Linked DNA regions of Homo sapiens: region 1 is linked to region 2. Evidence: read pairs that join two places in POLR2A ChIA-PET (ENCODE). Cell type or tissue: CD4-positive, alpha-beta T cell. All regions are shown on one strand. Each heading gives the region's core, and the rest is flanking DNA. Links, peaks and the distances in the headings are about the cores only.

The links. Peaks named below come from ENCODE experiments on the same cell type or tissue, not always from the same donor. Only the 100,000 strongest peaks of a DNase experiment are listed, where the experiment ranks them.
Region 1: POLR2A ChIA-PET joins it to region 2 with 5 read pairs; 5 of 35 experiments call an interaction of 5 or more read pairs at or near these places.

Annotation. Positions count from the first base shown.
Region 1 is chr7:5,623,584-5,631,450 of GRCh38, reverse strand. It overlaps RNF216 (ring finger protein 216), which reads left to right. Exons shown (of 17, transcript NM_207111.4): 16 at 7,326-7,395. Among named protein-coding and RNA genes, the nearest start is that of FSCN1, 35 kb to the right of the region's middle. RefSeq lists an enhancer at 3,582-4,253. In CD4-positive, alpha-beta T cell, for the core only: no CTCF peak of the experiment used is centred there; no DNase peak of the experiment used is centred there.
Region 2 is chr7:5,491,531-5,499,397 of GRCh38, reverse strand. The region is part of intron 3 of FBXL18 (F-box and leucine rich repeat protein 18); the gene reads left to right. It overlaps MIR589 (microRNA 589), which reads left to right and starts at 3,481; the gene lies at 3,481-3,579. RefSeq lists enhancers at 4,138-4,187, 4,258-4,337. In CD4-positive, alpha-beta T cell, for the core only: a CTCF peak has its summit at 4,607 (motif pointing left); DNase peaks (open chromatin) are centred at 4,017 and 4,567; H3K4me3 peaks cover 410 bases.

The DNA.
Region 1 (7,867 bases), core at 2,447-7,446, 130 kb before region 2:
CAGGGAGGCACTACAGCCTCTCACCTCAGTGCTGGGCCCCCATGTGCAGCTTAGATTTCTGGCTCAAGAGATGAGGGTTATGAGCTTTCCCAAGCTCCCCACTCCCACTCTGGGCAAGAGGAATCTACTGGCTTTCATCCCAAAGGACAAGTGCCAGGGACCAGAGGCCGACAAGTGGGCTGTTTCAGGGGATGGCACATGCACTTCTGGGTAAGCTGAGCCTGAGAAAAGGAGGATTGTTCCCTAAAAATTTCCAAAACACAGCCCCTTGCTCTGCGTTTTGGCTGTTTGTTTCCTTGAGTAGAAGTGTTTTGTTTTGTTTTGTCCTGTTACGTCTTGTAAGGGGAGAAAGGAGGTTTCAGAATTCTGCTCTTCTCAGAAGGAACCCTCTTGTGTTTCTGCACTCTTTATAGAATAAAGCACACCTTAGAACAGTTGCCTCTGACACACGCTCCCAGCCCGACAGCAGTGTTCTCAGGCCCCCAGTCAGGTTTGCCAGAAGTTCCGATTCAGAAACCTGAGGGGTTATGTGGTTAACAGCTCAGGCTTTGAGACGAGATTGCCTGGGTCACAACCTCGCTGTGCCAGGGTTTCCTCATCTGCAGCGTGGCAATCAGTTCATAGTGCCTGACTCAGGGAGCTGTGGTGAAACTGAGGTCCATGTGAGGTGTGTAGACAGGGGCTGGTGCATAGTAATCTCTCAGTGCATGTTAACTACTGTTGTTGTCACTGTGCTTGGCGCTTTATAAGAGTGATCAGACCAGGTGCAGTGGCTCACACCTGTAATCCCTGCACTTTGGGAGGCGGAGGTGGGAGGATGGCTTGAGGCCAGGAGTTTGAGACCTGCCTGGACAACACAGTGAGAACTCCCCCTCCACCACCATCTCTATAAGAAAAATTAAAAATTAGCTGGGCATGGTGATACACACCTGTAGTCCCACCTACTCGGGGAGCCTAAGGTGAGAAGATCACTTGAGCCCAGGAGTTCAAGGCTGCAGTGAGCTATAATCACGCCATTTTACTCCACCCTGGGCTGAGCAAGACCCTGTCTAGAGGGAAAAAAAAAGGTACGAGATGATTGGCTTCTCACCCTAACCTGTTTTGGAAAGGAGTGGGTTCCAGGTTAGGTAGTGGGGGTAGAGCTGCATATGCACTCAAGCCAGGTCTGGAGCCCCAGAGTTGTAGTTCTTCCCGTGACGCCAGCAGCCTCTCTTGAAGAAGCCAGCACTGCTTTAAAATGAGTTCACCCTGCCATCCAGGCAGCTCTACCACCAGGGTTTCCTGTTTGTGACTCAGCCCCGAGACAGCAGGACAGTTGTGCTGTGATCCAGCTCAGCCCCTGGCTCCTCCTCATCCTCTTTCCTTCTATTTTTCCCCTCTCCCAGCAGCCTAGGTGTGTCCTAGATTTGTAGCGTGGCCTTTTTCCAAGTGTCCTCTTCACAGGATGGTGATGCTCATATGCCTGGAATGTTTCCTGAGGGACTTGACTCCAGAATGGACTCAATACCCCATCTGTCACTTATCCCAAGTCCAAGAAGTATCTTATGAGGGACTAGGCCTCATGTTTAACCTCAAAATCAATCCTAAACCCTCCCTCCCTCTTTTTTTTTTTTTTTTTTTTTTTGAGACAGAGTCTTGCTCTGTTGCCCAGGCTGGAGTGCAGTGGCACCATCTCGGCTAACTGCAGCCTCTGCCTCCCAGATTCAAGTGATTCTCCTGCCTCAGCCTCCCGAGTAGTTGAGATTACAGACGCCTGCCACTGCACCTAGCTAATTTTTGTATTTTTAGTAGAGATGAGGTTTCACCATATTGGCCAGGCCTGTCTCAAACTCCTGACGTCGTGATCCGCCCGCCTCGGCCTCCCAAAGTGCTGGGATTACAGGCGCAAGACGCCGCTTCTGGCCCCTCCCTCTTTTTAATTGTGGTGAAGCATAAGATAAAATTTGCCATTTTTAAGTTTACAATTCAGTTATCTTCACTTTTTTTTTTCTGAGACAGGATCTTCCCCTGTTGTGCCAGTACAATGGCACAATCATAGCTCACTGCAGCCTCAACCTCCTTGGGCTCTAGTGATCCTCCCACCTCAGCCCCACAAATAGCCCCCCAGTAGCCACACCTGGCTAATTTTTAAAATTTTGTAGAGCTGGGTTCTCACTGTGTTGCCCTTGCTGGTCTGAAAATCCTGGCCTCAAGCGATCCTGCTGCCTCAGCCTCCCAAAGCACTGGAATTGTCTTCACTTTTTTTTTTTTTTTTTTGAGACAGAGTCTTGCTCTGTCACCCAAGCTGGAGTGCAGTGGCGCCATCTCTGCTCATTGCAATCTCCACCTGCAGCTTCAAGCAATTCTGCCTCAGCTTCCAGAGTAGCTGGGATTACAGGCACACGCCACCACACCTGGCTAATTTTTTGTATTTTTAGTAGAGATGGGGTTTCACCGTGTTAGCCACACTGGTCTCTTAACTCCTGGCCTCAAGTCATCCACCCACCTCGAACTCCCAAAGTGCTGGGATTACAGGCATGAGCCAACTGCACCTGGCCTGTCTTCACTCTTGACTTGAGGAATTTCAAATGCTTCAGAGAAACTGATTGTGGAAGGAACTTCCTCCCCAAATTAAGAAAGAAATCTTCCAGCTGGGTGTGATGGCTCATGCCTGTAATCCCAACATTTTGGGGAGACCAAGGTTGGGTGCATCGCTTGAGCCCAGGAGTTCAAGACTAGCCTGAGCAACATGGTGAAACCCCATTTCTACAAAAAAAAAAAAAAAAGTCAGATATGGTGGTGGGCGCCTGTAGTCTGAGCTACCAAGAGGCTAGGGCAGGAAGATCTCTTGAGCCCAGGAGGTGGAGGCTGCAGTGATCTATGATGGTGCCACTGCACCCCAGCCTGGACAGCAGAGCAAGACACTGTCTCAAAGAAAAGGAAAGAAATCTTCCCTTTAGAGTCTAACATATTAGCTAAAAGCGTAATTTTTTTATTTTAAAAAAGAAAAAAAACTTTTAAGTTGTATTAAAGTTATTAAGCACAGTGTCCTGTGACTCTAGCCAGTTGGAGACAGTTGAAATCTGAAACACCTAACCCTATATCTAGGTATAACTGACAGTTGGCTCATGATTTATGATAAAATTGTAGGTCATTGTAGCTGAGTGCCGTCATTTTGGGTGAAATACAAACCAGACTGTCTTTAGACTCCTAAGGGCGTGACTCCCAAGACAGGACTCAAGGGCAAATGGTCTTGATTCCACTTGCCAATCAGGAGAGTGATCAGAGCAGAGGGAGGGATTGGAAGAAAGGCTCTGGGGTGGCTGTCTTCGGAGGGTGAGGATGCGACACTTTTATTCCCTTGGGACTCTGAGGCTCCCTCTTCCTCTCCAGGAAGAACTCTGAATGGCAGGCTGGGAAGGTTCTATCTGCAGTGTCCTCCAGACCCCGCCGATCTGTATCAGAAACCTGGGCTCGCGCTCCTATGCAGGTGCCTCAGACCCTTCTGAGGGAGTTCTGAAATAGGATTTATTCAGGAGCACTGGGATTTATCACGGAAGCTTAGTGATAAAAATCAGGCAGTGGCCTGCATGCTCTCAGCCTCAGCAGTGCCACAGGGGGCCAGAGCTCTTCTCCCCAAAAGAGAGCCTCTCTTGTCCCTCGTGTTTTATCAGGGGAGAGTCTGAGGGAAAAAAGGGGGTTAGTGGCTAGTCTTTTTTTTTTTTTTAGACAGAGTCTCCCTCTGTCGCCAGGCTGGAGTGCAGTGGCGCGATCTCGGCTCACTGCAACCTCCACCTCCCAGGTTCAAGCCATTCTCCTGCCTCAGCCTCCCGAGTAGCTGGGATTATAGGCGTGTACCACCACGCTCAGCTAATTTTTTGTATTGTTAGTAGAGACAGGGTTTCACCGTGTTAGCCAGGATGATCTCTATCTCCTGACCTCGTGGTCCGCCTGCCTCAGCCTCCCAAAGTGCTGGGGTTACAGGCGTGAACCACCGAGTGTCTAGTCTTTAATGCTATGAAATTGCCCCTTCTATCCATGTGGAATTTCAGAGAGAGGTGCCCGTTGGAACGTTGCTCATAGCAGAGACGTGAGGCCCTCACAAGGAGGGCCAAGGCTGCCACACTCCTCACTGTGTCTGCAGCGTCCAGCACGGTCCTGACTGGTGTGGCTGCTGTGTATGGGGCAGGGACACCTTCAGGATATCTTTTCTGTGGATTTCCTCCAGGAGGACCATTGAGTGGCCCGGTGTGTGTGTTTGTCCCAGTTTACCGCCAACTAGCCGTAACATTGAACAAGGTACTTTCTCAGGGACCTCAGTTTCTGTGCTACAGAGGTTGGAATGAATGATTCCTGAGGTACCCCCTTGTGCCATCGAAGGCCATAAGTGTCCCTTGGGGACTGATGGTGTAACTGCATCGAGGAGATGCGGCAGAGGTTGAGGTGAGGCAGAGTGGTGGTTGTGCAGTCCTGTTGGTTGTGATTAGTAACGGACCAGAGTGAGGACCCCTGAAAGAAATACTGTGGGTGTCTCCCAGTGTGCACCACTTCTTCATGAAACTTCTCTACCTGTCATTTTTCAGTGTTCCTGTGTCCTAATCATGAGCATTTACTTTGGGCTACATCCTTTACATACTTGAGCTCATTCAGTCCTTAACAAAGCAGCCCATTTACAGATGAGCTTCCTGGACGCAGGGATACTCAGGAACCTGCCGAGCTCACTTAGCTAAGAGGTGTAGGCCCACGGCCCTCCTGCTGCACAACTTTCTTTCTTTTTTCTTTCTTCCTTTTTTTTTTTTTTAACACAAGTTTCACTCTGTCGCCCAGGGTGGAGGGTGGAGTGCAGTAGCACGATCACTGCCAAGTAGCTGGGACTACAGGCTCACACCACCATGCCTGGCTAAATTTTGTATTTTTTGTAGAGATAGGATCTCACTTTGTTGCCCAGGCTGGTCTCAAACTCCTGGGCCCAAGTGATCCTCCCACCAGTTTTCTGGATCAGTTCGCTTAATTTGTTGGGGTTTTTTGGTTCATTTCTTTTTTTCTTTTTTTTTTTTTTAGTCTTTTTTCTTAGGCCTGCCACTGGCTCCAAAATGAAGAGGCTTGCCAGCTCCCAGTCTAGAGAGTTGATAGCATCTACCTTGATATTCACATGGAGGCCTTCAAACTGCCCACCCAACCCTCTTGAGTTACTGCAGTCCTTCATGTTGACTCACTTAGTGATTATGTTGAAGGTAGTAAGTTCCCCCTTGTGGAGTGTTCACAAAGAGGCTAGATGACCTCATCTGGGGGTTTTGATAGAGAATTCTTATGTGTTAACCCTGGAGAGAGACAGCTCCCTCAGGATTCCTTCCAGACATAGGATTCTGTGGTGTGCTTGGGCACTTTGCAACTCTTGAAATGCATGATGGGAACTTGACCTTTGTCACCTCTCCTCTCTTCATGCCTTGCTCAGAACACGTGGCCAGGCAGCAGCAAGGAGGCTCCTTTTGCTGAAAACAGACTTGAGTATCTTAAGAATGTCCAAGTGTCAGAGTTGGAAAGAAGCTTATGAGACCTTTTAGTCCAAACCCATCACTTGGCATCTGAGGCCTAGAGAATGTAGGAGAATTTAATAGTGTCATCCACTGTTGCAGATAGAACCAATCTCCAGGGAGTTTATTCTAAGAATCTTTCATCTACCAAACCAAGGGAATGTGTTATCTAATTACTTACTCAGTCCATCTGCCTTTCTGTTTCATTGTTGATCTGAAGTTTAATCAGCAAACTTAGAACAGTGTCTAGCACAGAGTAGGCATGCAGTGCACGTTTAGTGAAGGAAATTCCTAACTCCAGAATCCTTGCGGTTCACAAACAATTGTGTGGGGAAATCACTCATTTCTGTCTTGGCTGTGACATTAATAACCTAGTAAGTAAACCTGCAAACTGTCCGTTGGTTAGCCCTCGATGGGGCTGCCCATCTTCTACTGGGCCAAGGATTGTCTTCCTTCCAGTTGCTGCTCTGGGTGTCATCAGATCGGCATGAAAAAATCCAAACTGATCATTATTAATATTCCAACCCACAGCAAAGAAATTGGCCAGATATTTAGGCTCTGACGCCGTGTCTAGGAAAATAAATGTGCTTTCATTAGACTGCTTGCATTGTTGGGACTTGCTAATCCTCTCACGATATCAGGGACCACCATCCCTCCCCATCCTTCTCCCCAGCTCGGCTGCTCTCAACTCCTGGAGGACCTCAGGGAACAGAGCCCTCCTATAGTCAGCTATCTCTTTCCTGCTTGCTGAGCCGGCAGTTGGCGTGTTTGGGTTTGCCACGGTGTTGCCACTCTGCTGCTTGTGAGCCTCAGCCCCCTCGGGCCCACACCTTAGCCCCTTGGCCCTGCAGCCAGCCAGGAAAGATGGGCACCCACTTGGCGGGTTTTTTCAATCCAGTTAATCGTCTTTCAGTCCCACAAACTGCACAGCTGTTTTGTGGGTCACTGAGGAGGGGGGTTAAGGTAAGCGCCACTCATGAAGCAGGCATCACGGGTGGTCTGTCCTGAGGCAGCAGCCCGGTCCTCCCACCATGGTGTCTGCTGGCAGGTGGGGGTGTGGGAGCTGCATGTGGCAAAAACCCAACCTCTGGGGCTTGCCCAGTGTGGCCCCTGAGTTTCCCAGCACAGCTCCCACATCTGCCTGCACTCACAGTGCCTCTTCGGTTCGTGTCTGAGGCTTGGATAACCCAAGTGTGAATTGTGTTTGTTATTTCAGGCCTACCAAGCATGGGGTTTGGGAGAAGAGACGGCAAGGTCCGAGGGGGACCATCCTCACTGTCGCACCTTCCTCCTCTCCCCGAGGCCTGGCCCAGGAGCCAAGGCCAGCCTTGGGGGCTAAGCAGGGCCCGACTGGACATTTGTCCATCTCAGTTGAGGACATCTGCAAGACTTTTCCAGGCTCTGCAGACAGGCTGCCATGCCGAGCGCTTGTGGACTTGGGATCTGAAACTTTTCAGGCTGTGCCCACTCAGACCCAGCCCTCTCCAAACCCTTCTCATATCCACCACTTGCACGCAGCTCAGTGCATGGAGGCCCTCCATCCCCCCACCTCACCAGGCAGCTGCCTGCCATGCTCAGACCCCTCTGCCCAGCCTTGTGGATGGCCTCCTTGTGGAACGCCATCAGGCTGATGAAGGAAGGAGGCCTTCGGGGAAATAGGAAGGAACGGTGTGCAGCCCAGGCCCCACTGGCCAGCAGCAGGCTTCGGGCTTGTTCCATGGCCATAAGCAACAAGCGGCCTCCTCACTGTCCCACGGGGCCTCAGCACTGCATGAAGCTACAGGTTCATCCTTCTCATTGCTTGCGTTTTAGGAAGATGATGAGAAGCTTATTGAGGAAATCCAGAAGGAGGCTGAAGAGGAACAGAAAAGAAAGAATGGAGGCAAGTGCCCCTCCCCAGGCCCCCAGGACAGAGCAGCAGCCAGGCCATGCAGGCTTCTGCTGGCCTCCCTGAGTGTCCTGGCACTCAACCCAGCACAGGAGAGGAGGGGGTGCTGTCCCTCAGGTGGCTATAGACCTGACTTCACCCACGCGGCCACATCTCAGGCTTATGGAAAGGCCTTCAACGCCTTGAATATAGTTTTGGCATCTCCTTGATGGTGAGGAAGTCCCAAGGGGTGGGTTTGAGCTCAGGAATCAATCAAGCCACACCTGGCTAAAGAAAAGTAGACCCAGCTGATCCTTCTGAGGCTGAAAAGCAGTGAAGCCAGGTGTGTTGGCACACATCTGCGATCCCAGCTCCTCAGGAGGCAGAGGTGGGAGCATCACTGGATCCCAGGAGGTTGGGGCTAGCCTGGGCAAAATAGCAAGACCCCATCTGTTTTTCTTTAAAAAAAAGAGGCTAAGTGCAGTGG
Region 2 (7,867 bases), core at 930-5,929:
GACTTGGAAGTATGTCAGAGAGCAGTCGGTTCAGAGAGCAGTCGTTTCAGAGAGCAGTCGGTTCAGAGGGTCCAGGGCACAATGGGAGGTGGGAGGGAGTAGGGAAGATGGGGCAGACAAGGAAGGTGGGCAACAGTGCCGAGGGGTTTCACCCGGGAGAGGGAGCAGCCTCCCTGGGCATCCCAGATGGACTTCAGGGCACAGGATGGAGGAGACAGGAGAGGTCGGCTCAGGAGGGGGACCACAGACTCCTGGGAGGTGATGGTCCTTGGGACTAGGAGCAGGACCCATCCCAGAGCGGGGAGGAGGTGGAACAACAGGCCTGGGAGAGCTCCACACCAGACAGTGTCCAGGGCCCATGGCATTTCCAGAGCCAAGCACAACATGAATTTATGCTGAATTGTGCTGTGGAGTGAACGGTGTTCTTGTCCGTTCCTAGTATTTAAGGAATAAGAATTCGTTAACTTGAGATGAATTTGAAAATCTTGGCCAATAAATCTGATCTTGAAAAATTACCCAAAATGGGTTTGGGCATGGTGGCTCACTCCTGTAATCCCAGCAGTTTGGGAGGCCAAGGTGTGCGGATCATCTAAGGTCAGGAGTTGGAAACCAGTCTGGCCAACATGGTAAAACTCTGTTTCTACCAAAAACATACAGAAATTAGCGGGGCGTGGGAGCAGGCACCTGTAGTCCCAGCTACTCAGGAGGCTGAGGCAGGAGAATTGCTCTTTACCCGGGAGGCAGAGGTTGCAGTGAGCCAGATCACACCACTGCACTCCAGCCTGGGTGACAGAGTGAGACTCTCAAAAAGAAAAGCAAAGAAAAGAAAAATTACCCCAAATGGGCCGGGCGTGGCGGCTCACGCCTGTAATCCCAGCACTTTGCCAGGGAGGCCAGAACACGCGAAGAGCCCTGAATAGGTGGGGTCTGTACCTGGAGTTGACTGAGCGTGTGAAGCCCCCTGGCCTTTGTCCATGTGGCGAGCCTTTAAAGTAAAAATCAAAATGGCCTCGGCCGGGCGCCGTGGCTCACGCCTGTAATCCCAGCACTTTGGGAGGCCGAGGCGGGTGGATCATAAGGTCAGGAGATCGAGACCATCCTGGCTAACACGGTGAAACCCGTCTCTACTAAAAATACAAAAAATTAGCTGGGCGTGGTGGTGGGCGCCTGTAGTCCCAGCTGCTTAGGAGGCTGAGGCAGGAGAATGGCATGAACCCGGGAGGCGGATCTTGCAGTGAGCCGAGATCGCGCCACTGGCCGCTGCACTCCAGCATGGGTGACAGAGTGAGACTCGGTCTCAAAAAAAAAAAAAAAAAAGTAAAAAGAAAAAAGAAAAAAAATTACCCAAAAGGTAGTGAAGGCCTTGAGCCTCAGTACTACCAGGGACTGGGTGGGGGAGAAAGTGGAGGCAGGGCTTAGATGAGTGAGCTGGTGTCTCTGTGAGTCCTTAGCTGGTGGGGTGGGTTGCGGGTACATGAAGTCATGCTCCAGCCTAAGGGGCACGTGGGCACGTGTCATTGTCCCCAGAATAGTTAGCATTCACCTTGTGCCTTTGCTGAGAGCCATGCACTGAGCCCATCCTCCCTGCCATAATCTGCTGCGATTGCAGCCTTGATCATTCCCATTTCCCAGATGAGGCTGTGGGAGCTCAGGGGGAGCTGAGTCTCTCGCAAACACCGGTGCTTGACCTTGGCCCTGGAGCCATGCAGAGTAGAGATAAGGGCGCCCCTTGTAAATCTCCCCTCTCCCGCAGAAGGCATGGCAGGAAGTGGCCGGGTCTGCTCGGGAGCAGCCGAGCTGGAGGCTCACACCCTGGAGTCCCCCGGCCATGCAGCCAGCTTGGCGCCACCCTCCCTCTCGACCTCCTCCCACTGCAGACCTGTTAGTGTTGGGTTGAGAAGCGCAGGATCAAACCCAGGACTTTCAAATGGCAGAGCAGATTGCTAGAAGCCTCTGTATTTCCTGTCTGGTGGAGTCACCAGGCCCTGGATCGGCCGCTTTGATTCTCAGCTCGAGCCACTGCGAGGCTCCGTGCGTGGGGAGCGGGGTGGTTATTCATGCTCTGACCCAGGCATCCTGGAGAACCAGGACGGGCGACTGCTTTGAGAACCAGACGGGCGACTTTTCAGAATCTCCCTGCTTTAGAAATTTGACGCAAAATGCATGTAAAATTTGGGCTTTCCCACTTTTTTTTTTTAAAAATGGTCTCATTCTGTCTCCCAGACCGGAGTGCAGTGGCATGATCACAGCTCACTGCAGCCTCGACCTTCTCTGGCTCAGGTGATCCTCCCACCTCAGCCTCCCGAGTAGCTGGGACTATAGGCACATGCGACCATGCCCGGCTAGTTTTTTTTTTTTTTTTTTTTTGAGACAGAGTCTCACTCTGTCACCCAGGCTTGAGTACAATGGCATGATCTCAGCTCACTGCAACCTCTGCCTCCTGGATTCAAGCGATTCTCCTGTCTCAGCCTCCAGAGTAGCTGGGATTACAGGTGCCCACCACCATACTCGGCTAATTTTTTTTTTGTATTTTTAGTAGAGACGGGGTTTCACCATGTTGGCCAGGCTGGTCTCGAACTCCTGACCTCAGGTGATCCGCCCACCTCGGCCTCCCAAAGTGGTGGGATTACAGGCGTAAGCCACTGTGCCCGGCCGCCTGGCTAGTTTTTTGTATTTTTTGTAGAGACGGGGTCTTGCTGTGTTGCCCGGGCTGGTCTTGAACTCCTGGGCTCAAGTGATCCTCTTGCCTGGGCCGCCCAAAGGGCTGGGATCACAGGTGTGAGCCACTGTGCCCGGTCCGGAGAGTCTGTTAAGTGTGGCCTCCTAGTTGATGGGCCTAAGCCAAGCCCTGAGTCCAGGCTGAGGTCTGGCCTGGGAGAGTTGCTTTGGCGTCCTCAGCTCATAGGTGGCCTTTAGCCACCTATGGATCCAGGTGAGCCCACGGATTGGGCTGGGGCACACGTGACAAGGATTGGCCAGGAAGAGGAAGAAGAATGTGGAAGGGAGACCGAGCAGAGGCTGTCAGCAAGGGAGGCACTGGCCGGAGGGAGGGGGTGTTCCGGAAGCAAGAGGCAGAGGTGACGGCAGCCACCGCGGGTGGAGGGGACCTTTGGGCTCATGTGACCTCTGCCAGGTGCTTTTCATGGGTGTACAGGTCTTGACCCCTTTGATATTCTCAACAACCTCTGAGTGTCGACACAGTTGTACCCACTTAATGGATGAAGAAAGTAAGGCCCAGAGAGTGCATGAACTTGCCTAGGTCACATGGCTGCTTGTCTCCGGCCTCCCGAGGTCAGCGTGATTTCATGGTCCCCGATGGCCTCCGGAGTCTGGGACGGAATCCCCGTGGCCAAGGGCCTTCCTCAGGAGCAGGGCCATGGAGAAGGCGCGGAGAGGCCTGCGGGTTCTGTGGGTTTTGTGGGTTTTGTGGGCCAGCCTGAGAGACCGACCCTGCTCATAATGCCATCTCTGTGGACAAACTCCAGCCTGTGCCCAGCAGCCCCTGAGAACCACGTCTGCTCTGAGCTGGGTACTGCCTGTTCAGAACAAATGCCGGTTCCCAGACGCTGCCAGCTGGCCCCGTTCCTCTGGATTCCTGCCTTCTGCGGCAAGGGAGCCCGGACGCTGCAGTGGAAGGAGCAGGTGGCACTCGCTTGCCCGTGGGCAGGAGCTGTGCAGAGGAAACGGCGCTGGGATCCCTGGAGGCTGGCACGATGCTCCGAGGCCGCATCCTGGGGCGGCCGGAGTCTCTTTGGTGGCAGAGCTTGGAATCCCACGCCAGCCACCTGCTGCCACTGGCAGCCCCCACACCGTGACCCCCAGCTTTGTGCTTGCTGGGGCTCCTGGCAGGGAGGGGGTGGTGCAGGAAGGAGTCGCTCTGGCTGGGACTTGGACACACCTCAGTAGTAAGGGGATTACAAATTGGGCAGAAAAGACACCTTCTTTCCCTAGACCAGCTAAGCCCTGCTTGCGGTGGAGGGCGGGGGAGCGTGTCACCCTGAGTCACCCGGGCTGCTGTGAGCGTGACCAGGGCAGCGTCTGGGCAGAAGCGGGCCATCCTTTTCAGAGCCAGGCCCCGGAGCCACCCTAGGGACACCTCGGAGGCCTGGGTGCTGCTCTCACGGCCCGTGCAGTGGGTGGCCAGATGGGAGCCCCCGCACTGTGAGCTCAGCACCTTTCATGCCCACAGAGTCACCAGGAGACCCAGGTGCCCCCTCAGGGAGCAGAATGGGGAGGCTGGATCCTCACTCAAAGGTGAGGCCCGGCGCAGTGGGAGCCTTTTCCTCGTCCCCATCCTCCCTGCAGACGCTGCCGGTCACTCGAGTCAGGTCAGCTCTGCCACCGTCCTGGGTGCCGTGCCCCAGGCGGCGTGCTGTGGGAGCCTAGGAAGCTTTAGACGTGCCAGGCCCGCTGCCTGACCAGTCACTCCCGTGGGCCTGCCACATCCTGAACACCTGTGACAGGTGACTTCCTCCGGGGCGGAAGAATGTGGATGTGGTTATCTCGTGGAAAAAAGGTTTTTTTTCCACGCTCTGCAGACTTGGTTTTTAACCCCAGAGGCTCGGGGCGATCTGGGGCGGGTAGCACGGAGCCGCATCGCCACCTAGTGACCACACGACGGCACCGTCCTTGCCCAACGCCCCGTTTCCATCTCCTGCTGTCTGGAGCCTCCTGCTTTTGCTTTGGAGAGAAATCCAGAGGTGACTTTGCAGCTCAGCAGGTGCGGCGCCTGCACCGTCTTTTTTACCCCTTCCCGTTTCCCACCTTCCGGTCTGCAAAGGGTTGTTTACTTTAGGATTTTTTTAGGGAGAGGTGGTATTTAAAATATACGTAATGAAAACATTTTATTACTATCTTTAAATAAAAACAATCTGAATAGCTTAACAAAACAAATATAGAAAAATAAAGACAATTTGGATGTTTTATTTTATTATTTATTTAATTTTATTTATTTATTTTTTTGTGTGAGACAGAGTCTCGCTCTGTCACCTAGGCTGGAGTGCAGTGGTGTGATCTCAGCTCACTGCATCCTCTGCCTCCAAGCAATTCTCCTGCCTTCGCCTCCCCAGTAGCTGGGATAATGGGCATGCCCCGCCACGCCCAGCTAATTTTTTTTTTTTTTTTTGAGATGGAGTTTCACTCTTGTTGCCCAGGCTGGAGTGCAATGGTGCCATCTTGGCTCACCGCAACCTCTGCCTCCCAGGTAGAAACGATTTTCCTGCCTCAGCCTCCCGAGTAGCTGGGATTACAGGTGTGTGCCACCACGACCAGCTAATTTTGTATTTTTAGTAGAGATGGGGTTTTTCCATGTTGGTCAGGCTGGTCTCAAACTCCCGATTTCAGGTGATCTGCCCTCTTCGGCCTCCCAAAGTGCTGGGATTACAGGCATGAGCCACCGTGCCCGGCCTGCCTGGCTAATTTTTGTATTTTTAGTAGTGACAGGGTTTTGCCATGTTGGCCAGTGTCGAACTCCTGACCTCAGGTGATCCGCCTGCCTCAGCCTCCCAAGGTGCTGGGATTATAGACGTGAGCCACCGCACCTGGCTGAGAATTTCTGCTTAAATCAATTAAAAGAAAATTAACTACCAGGCATGGTGGCTCACGCCTATAATCCTAGCACTTTGGGAGGCTGAGGCAGGAGGATTGCTTGAGCTCAGGAGTTGGAGACCAGCCTGGGCAACATAGTGAGACCCCTGTCTCCACACACACACACGCACGCACGCACGCACGCACACACACACAAAAGTAAATAACCAGTCTCTCATGAGCCACACTTCCTTTATTCTTTTAAAAAAAAAATTTTGGCCAGGTGCAGTGGCCCACGCCTGTAATCCCAGCACTTTGGGAGGCTGAGGCGGGTGGAGCAAGTGGTCAGGAGATTGAGACCATCCTGGCTAACACGGTGAAACCCCATCTCTACTAAAAATACAAAAAATTAGCTGGGTGCGGTGGCAGGCGCCTGTAGTCCCAGCTACTCGGGAGGCTGAGGCAGGAGAATGGCGTGAACCCGGGAGCTTGCAATGAGCTGAGATCACGCCACTGCACTCCAGCCTGGGCAACAGATCGAGACTGTCTTGCTCTGTCATCCAGCTTGGAGTGCAGTGGCACGATCCTAGCTCACTGCAGCCTCGAAGTCCTGGGCTCAAGCGATCCTCCCACCTCAGCTTCCCGAGTAGCTGGGAGTACAGGTGCGTGCCACCATGGCTGGATAATTTTTGTACTTTTTGTAGAGCTGGGCTCTCACTATGTCGCCCAGGCTCTTCTCAAACTCCTGGGCTCAAGTGATCCTCCTGCCTTGGCCTCCTGAAGGGCTGGGATTATAAGTGTGAGCCACCATGCCCGCCGTGACTTGGTCTTTTTGTGTCACCTACCAGGGAAGAATCTCCATGCCTGTGGCGCCTTCTGCTGTGGCTGCCCTCAGCATCTGTGCTAGGATCCTGGGGCTGCCAGGACAATTGATCACAAACTGAGTGGCTTCATGCAACAGGCATTTATTGTCTCACGATTCTGGAGCCCAGAGGCCCCAAATCAGGCTATGGGCAGGGATGGTTCATTCCTTCTGAGGATGGTGAGGAGGAACTCGGGCGCCTGCCAGCCACGCCTGGCACTGCTTGGCTGGTGGACACGTGGCCCCAGTCTCTGCCTCTGTTGTGACCTGGCCGCCTTCTGTCTGTGTCTGGGTATCTCTGTGCCTTCACCTGGCCTTATAAGGAACCAGTCATTAGATTTAGAGTCCCCATCATGCAGGATGCATCCTCCTCTTAACTCCCTTGCATCCGCAACAAACCTGCCTCCAAATAAGGCCACACCCTCAGGTCCCAAGGTGAGGACTCCTGCATAGTGTGTGTGTGGGGGGGCGTCGCAGCTCAGTCCACACTAGCCCCTCCCCATTCGCCTCAGCCCGTCCCTCCAGCGGCTCCTCCCCCCACCCCGGGAGTTCCTGGCAGCCCCTGAAGTCACGTGAGTTCCCCTCCAGCCTCTCTGCTCCCTCTTGATTCTTATCTCAGGGGCTCGCTGCACCCCACAACCTGCCACAGTCCAGGTCTTGCCCAGTCCCACAGCCTGGTTCTCCAAGGGCCCCCCGGGCCTGTCCTCAGCAGCGCCACATCCCCACATCTGCCACTGTACTTCGAGACATGGCCTGTCCTTCTGCTTTCTGTCTGCATGGACAGACTCCCCAGGAAGGATCTAGAATGTCGTCCCCTACTTCCCTTTCCCAAGTCCTCCCCTTTCCCCTGGGTTCTCCCGTCTTGGTCTCTGTCACTGTAGCCTTGGTGCGGACTTGGGCCTCCCCCCTGCCCTGGCTGCCAACCTCTTAGCTTGGCCCCACTCCCCTCGGCCTCCTCCTTTGGCCCTGCAGCCATCCAGCGCTGTCCTCCCATCTGTCGTGGCTGAAGTGGCCCCCATCTGGCTGAAGTTCCTGCCCACCTTACCCCCTGCCTCCCAGATTCTCGCCCTCTCCCTCCCCCACACCAGCCTCCCGGATTACCGCCCTCTCTCATGGTGTTCAGTCCTTATCTGCCTCCCTGTCCAGCTGAGCTTCCCAAGGGCAGGGGCCATGTGTGGGGTCCTCTTTGCATCCGCTGCCCAGCACACCAGCGTTTGAGGAAGATAGGGTGCCTGGGGGTCATTGGGGTGCACCAGGCAGGCTGCGGACACAGATGCTGATGGCCTCGGCTGGTGACTTGAAGCCGGGCTCTGTAGACACTGGCTGGCTGCTTGCATCAGGCCCACCGGGTCGCCTCCAAATCAGATCTCCAAGGGGGACCCTGGGGGCCTGAGTCGGCACCCAGTACTCCAAGGGATAGTGGTATTGGTGGGAGGTGGCGGGAACAGCTGGGCTGGGCCCCAGGCCAGGAAGCTTCCA